Regions from separate parts of the Homo sapiens genome. Here region 2 is linked to region 1. A link is a loop called in an ENCODE intact Hi-C map of the cell type or tissue named here. Cell type or tissue: mucosa of descending colon. All regions are shown on one strand.

The links. Peaks named below come from ENCODE experiments on the same cell type or tissue, not always from the same donor. Only the 100,000 strongest peaks of a DNase experiment are listed, where the experiment ranks them.
Region 2: it touches region 1 in a loop (7-fold over the local background); 1 of 110 quality-filtered maps calls a loop at or near these places.

What each region holds. Positions count from the first base shown.
Region 1 is chr22:37,415,354-37,419,353 of GRCh38, reverse strand. It overlaps ELFN2 (extracellular leucine rich repeat and fibronectin type III domain containing 2), which reads left to right. Exons shown (of 3, transcript NM_052906.5): 2 at 1,435-1,585. Among named protein-coding and RNA genes, the nearest start is that of ELFN2, 10 kb to the left of the region's middle. RefSeq lists an enhancer at 2,563-3,107. In mucosa of descending colon, no CTCF peak of the experiment used is centred here; no DNase peak of the experiment used is centred here.
Region 2 is chr22:37,528,567-37,532,566 of GRCh38, reverse strand. No RefSeq gene overlaps it. Among named protein-coding and RNA genes, the nearest start is that of CARD10, 11 kb to the right of the region's middle. In mucosa of descending colon, no CTCF peak of the experiment used is centred here; DNase peaks (open chromatin) are centred at 2,426 and 2,706.

The DNA.
Region 1 (4,000 bases):
TATGTGTGTGTGTGTGTGTTAGGGTATAGTGTGTGCCTCTGGGGTGCTTTCCCATCCCTGCTGGCTGAGGGGCTGAGGGTCAATTGTGTGCTCCCAGCTAGGCCTGGGAGCCTTTCCTGGAGGAAGCCGGCCCTGCTAGTTCTCTGCCTTTGGGAGGGGGTGAGGGAGTTGAGGCAGTGTGGCGGGGAGAGGGGAAGGGAGGCCCGAGTGTGTGTTTATTTTCCGTTGGGCGCCGCTGGCTGCCAGCACTTGGTGGGTCTACATATGTTTGTGAATGGCAATGCCGAGGGGGCCGAGGTGTGAGCCCCTGCCTGCGGGGGAGGGCCAAGAGTACCATCTGGGCTGGTGGGGTGTGGGGCGGGACAGGGAGAGGGGCCTCCTCGGGAGGAGCTGAGTGTGTGTGCGCACGTGTTTGCGCAGATGGAGACGAGGTTCCGCCGAGGCCCGTCTGTCTGGGAGCGCCTGTCTGTGCAGGTGGAGGTCAGCCAGGTACTGTGCTCTTAGGCTGTGTGTGAGCCCATGTGGCGGGAAGGTGGGGTAGAGGCATTACACCTGGCTGGGAACAGGCTGAGCACATAGGGGAAGGCGTGTGCCAGTCCTGGCAGAGTTCTGAAGAGGAGAGGGTGTGCCGAGGGCGAGGGTGTCTTTGTTCCCTGGGGCCCGGCTGACGATGGGGTTGGGCGGCGTTGGTGATCCGAGTGACCAACAGGAGAGGAGGGTAGTTGGCCATGGAGGGGGTGAGGGCTGTGTGGGGGCACTGGGGGTCAGGGGAGTGTGAGAGTGTGTGTGCACACACACGTGGGTGTGACATGTGTGACCATGGCTGTGACTGGGGTGTGACTGGGGAGACACCTCCAGGCTGTGGAGCCCAGTAGGGAGTGTGGGACAAGGTGAAGGGGTGGGAGTGGGGGCCCCTTGGTTCCCAGAAAGCTCACTCATCTGTGCCTGCTCCTCCTGCCCAGGGGCTTGAAAGAAGCCCTGTGGCCCCTGGCCTCTTCCCTGGCCCCTGAGCCCCATGGGTTACGATTGGAAGCCTCAGCCCTCCATCTCTCCTGCCTCATCATCCTTCTGTCTCTACCTCCATCTCTTCTCCTCTCCCTGCCCCATCTCTCCATCTCAGTGCCTTCACATCTCTGCCTCCATCTCTCTCTGCATCTCTCCATCTCTCCCTGCCCTGTCTCCCCCATCTCTCTATCTCTGTCTTTCTCCATCTCTCTTCCATCTCCCTCCATTCCTCCTCTCCCTTTACCTCCTCTCTGTCTCACCCTGATATTCATTTGTGGTATATTCGGTTGCCATGGGAAACCCAAGAAAGAAGTGAGTGTACCCTTCAAGACTTCAGCATTTTTCCCTCCTCCCTCCCTCCTGCTGTCCCCCCTCCCTCTCCTCCCCTTCTCTCCCTCCCTCCCCTCTCTCCCCCTCGCCTCCCTGCAGAAGGAGAGGACTTGGGTGAGGAGCTGCTGCCACCCGGGCTGGGCCAGGACCTGAGATCTCATTGCTACTGCTGCCGCTGCTGCCTGGGGAACCTTTCTGAGACCCAGGTTGGGGACAGTGCCGGAGGGGCCTCCTCTGCTGCAGACATCTGGTAAGGACAGGGTCCTTTTGCCTGTGTGTGTGTCGCTGTCTGTGAGCATAGCTCACATGACCCGGCCTTGCAAACCTGTGATGTGGCCCAGCCTCAGGCTTCTGTGTGTTCCTTCTTGTGGGCCTGGCCCCTGCCCCCAGCCGTGGGCACCCCTCCCACCCAGCTTTCCTTCCACAGGGCCTATGAGGCGGCCTGCAGAGCGGCAGGCCTGTTGGGGGCTAAGACAAGCCCACTGGGGAGGGTGGGCAGGAAGCCCCTGTTGGCTCAAGGACCCCAGCTCCTGCCCCATCACCCGGCAGAGAGGCTGAGGCAGGCTTAGTCTGCACTCCAGCAGGTCAGGGGGCATCTGTGCACCTGCTGGGGGTGGAGAGCCAGCTTCCAGGGGAAGGCCTGGGACAACATGGTGGGGGTCTCGCTCAGGTGGGGGTCTGTCCATTGTAGAGAGAGAGGCTGGAAGTGAGCCGGGAGCAGGGGAAAACGCCAGCAGAATTGATATGGGGCCTGATCCTATGTCATTGAATTTTGGAGGCACAGGGAGAGCCGTCTGGCACTAGGAGGCCGCAAACAGGCAGACAGGCAGGCAGAAGGAGCTGCTCCGTCCTGGCTGGGGCTGGTGGCTGCCCTGGAGAGGAGAGGAGAGGAGAGGCTGGGGCTGTCACCGAGGCTGTGTTGGTGGCGGCCACGTGGAGGGAGCTGTTGTCCAGGCGGCGCTGAGTGACGGTGGTTGCCGTGGTGAGGGAGCCGCCTCTGTGGCATTGTGGTCTCCGTGGAGAGAGGAGGAGACAGAGAAAGGAGGCTGGCTGGCTGCGCACAGTGTTGGTGGTTGCTAAGGATAGGGAGATGCTATCTCCAAGGTGCGGTGGTCCCCACGTGGAGGGGCTGTGGCTGTCCAGGTGTTGGAGGTCCCCAGGAAAGGGGTAGTGATGGGTGCCCTGAAGGGGGCTTGTGCAGGGTGGTGGGTGCGCCCCGGAGGACGGAGGAGGTGTGGTGGGGGAAGGGCTGCTGCAGGGGACTTGGTGTTGCTGTCACAGGCTGAAGTGGGGGTTCTTGGTGGTGGAGGGCTGGGGAGTGAGGCACAGTGGGCGGGTCTGCACTTATCCTGCCTGCCCCTGTGGACAGACCGGAGACCCTGCTGCACCAGCGCTTGCTTCCTCCCAGTGCCTCCACCCAGCCCTTCCCTCCCACTTCTGTGGTCATGATCTTCCCACCTCTGCCTCCTTGAGCCCTCTCGCTCCCCAGGGCCTCTGATCTCATAAGTCTCTCATCTGGGCACATGCTCCTTTCTTGCCCCCAAGTGACTTTGTCCCCATCCGTCATGTTTGCTGAGGACCTGTTGACCCAGTGCCGTTCTCTGGGGGACCAGCATTGGTACCTGCCTTTGAGGAATCAGACGGGAAGTGACTTGCCCAAGGTCACCCAGCAGGCACGTTCTGGGGAGCATCTCCCTCCCTGAGTGCCGGACTCAGCAGGCCTAACTCCTTCCCTGGGGGAGCCTGTCTCTCTGACACCGTTGAGTCCTCTCTCTCCCCCCAGTCCCCAGGGGTTCTCCTGAAGCAGCATTTCATTCAATTACTAAAAACAGGAAGCTGCACAGGAGAGCAGCGAGTTCTGGGTTTGCAACCTGGCTCTGGTTTTTACGGTGGAGGACCTCTGGCCTCAGTTTCCCCCTCTGTAAAATGGAGATGAGGCACATGCCTCCCAGGGTGGCTGTTATTTGGGCTCATGGATGTGATGGCTCCTGGTATGTAATAGACTCTCAGTGACTGGGAACCACCACCACCATCATCATTATTATTATTTTTTTTTGAGACGGAGTCTCGCTCTGTCACCCAGGCTGGAGTGCAGTGGCACTATCTCTGCTCACTGCAACCTCCGTCTCCCGGGTTCAAGCGATTCTCCTGCTTCAGCCTCCTTGAGTAGCTGGGACTATAGGCGCGTGCCACCACGCCTGGCTAATTTTTTGTATTTTTAGTAGAGATGGAGTTTCACGGTGTTAGCCAGGATGGTTTTGATCTCCTGACCTTGTGATCCACCCGCCTCAGCCTCCCAAAGTGCTGGGATTACAGGCGTGAGCCACCGCGCCTGGCCCACCATCATTACTTTTAAAAATCGTTTTAAAATGATTTCCTGACACGCGTAGGGAAGCCAGATCTCACTAGAGTTCTGTGGCATCGTACCTTTCCCCATGACCCTTAGTGGTGGGAGTACGGTCCTGAGTTGGTGGTAACAGGAACGGGGCCGGAGAGGCAGAGAGCCTTCTGACAGGCACATAGTACCCTGGTGGCTGAGCCAGGATGGAGCAGGTGTGGCAGGCTCCCTCTCTGGTGCTCCTCTCCTGCCTGCCCCAGGGCCTGTGTGTGCACTTTCATCAGGCGAGCCCTGTCCCCACAGCCGTTGCCTGAGCCCCTGGCCACT
Region 2 (4,000 bases), 110 kb before region 1:
CCAAGTGCTGGGATTACAGGCGTGAGCCACTGTACCTGGCCTCATCAATTATTTCTTTTATGGATTATCTAAAAAGTCATTGCCCTCTTTCTGAGCCCGTGACAAACCAGAAGGAAAAAAATGAAAAGAAAAATAAGGCTGGGTGTGGTGGCTCACGCGTGTAATCCCAGTACTTCCAGAGGCTGAGGCAGGAGGGTTGCTTGAGCCCAGAGGGTTGAGGCCGCAGTGAACCACGATTGTGCCACTGCACTCCAGCCTGGGTGACAGTGCAAGACCCTGTCTCCAAAAACAAAACCAAAAACAGCAACAACAACGGAAAAATAAAAATAAAAAAAAAGTCATTGCCAAACCCGAGGTAATCTAGATTTTCTTCCATATTATCTGCTATGAGTTTAATGGGTTCATTTAAAAAACTTTGTTTATAGACCGGGCGCTGTGGCTCACGCCTGTAATCCCAGTACTTTGGGAGGCCGAGGCGGGCGGATCATGAGGTCAGGAGATCGAAACCATCCTGTCTAACACGGTGAAACCCCGTCTCTACTAAAAATACAAAAAAATTAGCCAGGCGTGGTGGCAGGCGCCTGTAGTCCCAGCTACTCGGGAGGCTGAGGCAGGAGAATGGCGTGAACCTGGGAGGTGGAGCTTGCAGTGAGCTGAGATCGTGCCACTGCACTCCAGCCTGGGCGACAGAGCGAGACCCCGTCTCAAAAAACAAACAAACAAACAAACAAAAAACTTTGTTTATATTTGTGGCTAGTAGACAGAGATATAGTTGATCTTATCTATTGACCCCATATCTAGTGACTTTGTTAAATCCACATAAGTTTTTTGGAGATGTGTGTTTAAGTCTCCTTCCATGACTAGACTTGCCCATTTCTCCTGTTAGTTCCATTGGGCTTTACTTGTATTTTGAAGCTCTGCTATTGGATGTATACAGACTTGGGATTCTGATACCTTCCTAACTGAAATGAAGTTTCTGCTCATGCTTCCTACCTTAAATTCTACTCTTTAACTTTGGGACAGGTACAGCAGATTTTTTTGTGGTTATTGTTTGGGTGATAGATCTCTTTCCATCTTTAAATTCGCAACCTTTCTGTGTTCTTTTCTTTTTTTTCTTTTTTTGAGACGGAGTCTTGCTCTGTTTCCAAGGCTGGAGTACAGTGGCGTGATCTCATCTCATTGCAACCTCTGCCTCCCAAGTTCAAGCAATTCTCTGCCTCAGCCTCCCGAGCAGCTGGGATTACAGGTGACCACCACCACCACCACCAGCTAATTTTTGTATTTTTAGTAGAGATGGGGTTTCACCGTCTTGGCCAGGTTGGTTTTGAACTCCTGACCTCGTGATCCACCCACCCAGTGTGAGCCACTGCGCCGGGCCTTCTGTGCTGTTATATTTAAATCATATATCTTGTAAGTAGCATATAGTGGAGTTTGTTACTTTATTCATCCTGACAGTCTTATCTTTTATTTGGAATATTTGGAATAATTAAAAAAGAACTACATGTTTCAATTTAATCAGTTTGAATCGGTTCTTTCTAACAAAAGGTGAAAGCTCTTTTACATTTTTCCCTATTTCCCCTCCTACTATTATTGTTGATGTTATTTTTGCTTTCTCGGGGTTTATAACACTTAAATGCTGTTTTTTCATCATGCTATAGTCTGAATGTTTCTTCCTAAAATTCATATGTTGAAATCCTAACCTTCAAGGTGATGGATGGTATTAGGAGGTAGGGCATCCAGGCGCAGTGGCTCATGCCTGTAATCCCAGCACTTTGGGAGGCTGAGGCGGGAGAATCACTTGAGGTTAGGAGTACGAGACTAGCCTGGCGAACATGATGAAACCCTGTCTCTACTAAAAATACAAAAAATTAGCCGGGTGTGGTGGCAGGCGCCTGTAATCCCAGCTACTTGGGAGGCTGAGGTAGGAGAATTGCTTGAACCCAGGAGGCAGAGGTTGCAGTGAGCAGAGATCGCGCCATTGCACTCCAGCCTGGGCGAGAGAGCGAGACTCCGTCTCAAAAAAAAAAAAAAAAAAAATTAGGAGGTGGGGCTTTGGGGAGGTGGTTAGATCACGAAGGTGGAGCCCTCACGAGTGGGATTAGTGTCCTTATAAAAGAGACCTTTGAGAGACCCCTCACCCCTTCCATCACGAAGACACAATAAGAAGGCACCATCAATGAACCAGAAAGTGGGCCCTCACCGGACCCAAATCTCCTGACTCCTTGATCTTGGACTTCTCAGCCTCCAGAACTATCTATCAGACTGTATAAAACAGGCTATACCCAGTCCTCCCCTTTCCCCTGAACCTGGGCAGACTTGTATTTTGACTAATATAATATAACAGAAGTGACACTGGCTGACTTCCAAGGCCAGATCATAAAAGGCGATGGCTTCCTCTGGCTGTCTCTTGACATGTGTCTTTGAAACCACCATGTAGGAAGCTGGCTGCCCTGCTGCCACCATGTTGTAGAGGCCAGGTAGTGAGACCACAGAGGACTGATGTCATGTGAGCAGAGATGAGCTGTGTCTGCTGAGTCCTGCCAGTTGCAGATTCCTGAGTTAAGTATATGGTTGTTGCTAAGTCAATGCTGCCATGTTTTTGGGTGGATTCCTATCAGCAATAGATAACTGAAACACCTGCCAACTTTATTCCCCAGTGCCCTCTCTGCTCCACTCCTGCCAGCTGCTGCACCCAGCGACTCAGTTCCCTATTGTAGGAATTTGTTCCACTCTCCCAGGCCCAGCTTCTGCCACATCTCCTCCAGGAAGTCTTCCTGCTTGCAGTAGTGGGCAGTGTTGAAAAGCAAGCCAACTTTATGAACCAGAGTGTGTCTAGGTTCAAATTCCAGGACACATAGCTGGGTGCCCTGGAGCAAGTTACTTGCCTCTGAGCCTCAGTTTCCTCATCCATGAAATCTGGATAGAAATTGTGGCTGCTAGCCGGGCACGGTGGCTCATACCTGTAATCCCAGCACTTTCAGAGGCCGAGGCGGGTGGATTACCTGAGGTCAGGAGTTTGAGACCAGCTTGGCCAACATGGTGAAACCCCGTCTCTATTAAAAATACAAAAATTAGCCAGGAGTGGTGGTGTGCACCTGTAATCCCAGCTACTCAGGAGGCTGAGGCAGGAGAATCGCTTGAATCCAGGAGGTGCAGGTTGCAGTAAGCCGAGATCGCGCCACTGCACTCCAGCCTGGGTGACGAAAGTGAGGCTCAGTCTCAAAAAAAACAAACAAAAAAATATATATATATATAAATAGTGACTGCTTCACAGGTTCGTCGTGGGGAGGAAAGGTGCTCAGAACGCTGCTTAGCATATAACGAGCATTCCATAATGTTGGCAATTATTATTATTATTATTTTTTCTTTTTTTTTTTTTGAGACGGAGTCACACTCTGTCGCCCAGGCCGGACTGCGGACTGCAGTGGCGCAATCTCGGCTCACTGCAACCTCCGCTTCGGAGGGTCAGGCCATCCTTCCACCTCAGCACCCCCCGAGTAGCTGGGACTATGGGCATGTGCCACCACACCCAGCTAATTTTTGTACTTTTCTTGTAGATACAGGATTTCATCATGTTGCCCAGGCTGGTCTCAGACTCCTGGGCTTGAGTGATTTACCTGCCTTGGCCTCTCAAAGTGCTGGGATTACAGCCACGAGCCACCTCACCCAGCCATAATGTTAGCAATTATTATATTGCCCCGAGCGCTAGGGTCCTATCCTGCTCTCTGGGAGCCCGCTCATTGGGAACCTAATTCATACTATTAATTAATTCATTTTACACATATCTCTTGAGAGCACCTGTATGCCAGTCACTGATGAGCTAGGCTTAGTGTGTGGGATTTACTAGGAACCTACTACGTACTATTCATTCATTGATTGTACCTATATCTGTGGAGTACCAGCTGCGCGCCAGGCACTGAGCTAGGCTCTAGGGATGCGGCGATGGAGGTGCGAACACCACCTCTGCTCTCAGGGGTTTACATTCTATAGAGACGGAAGT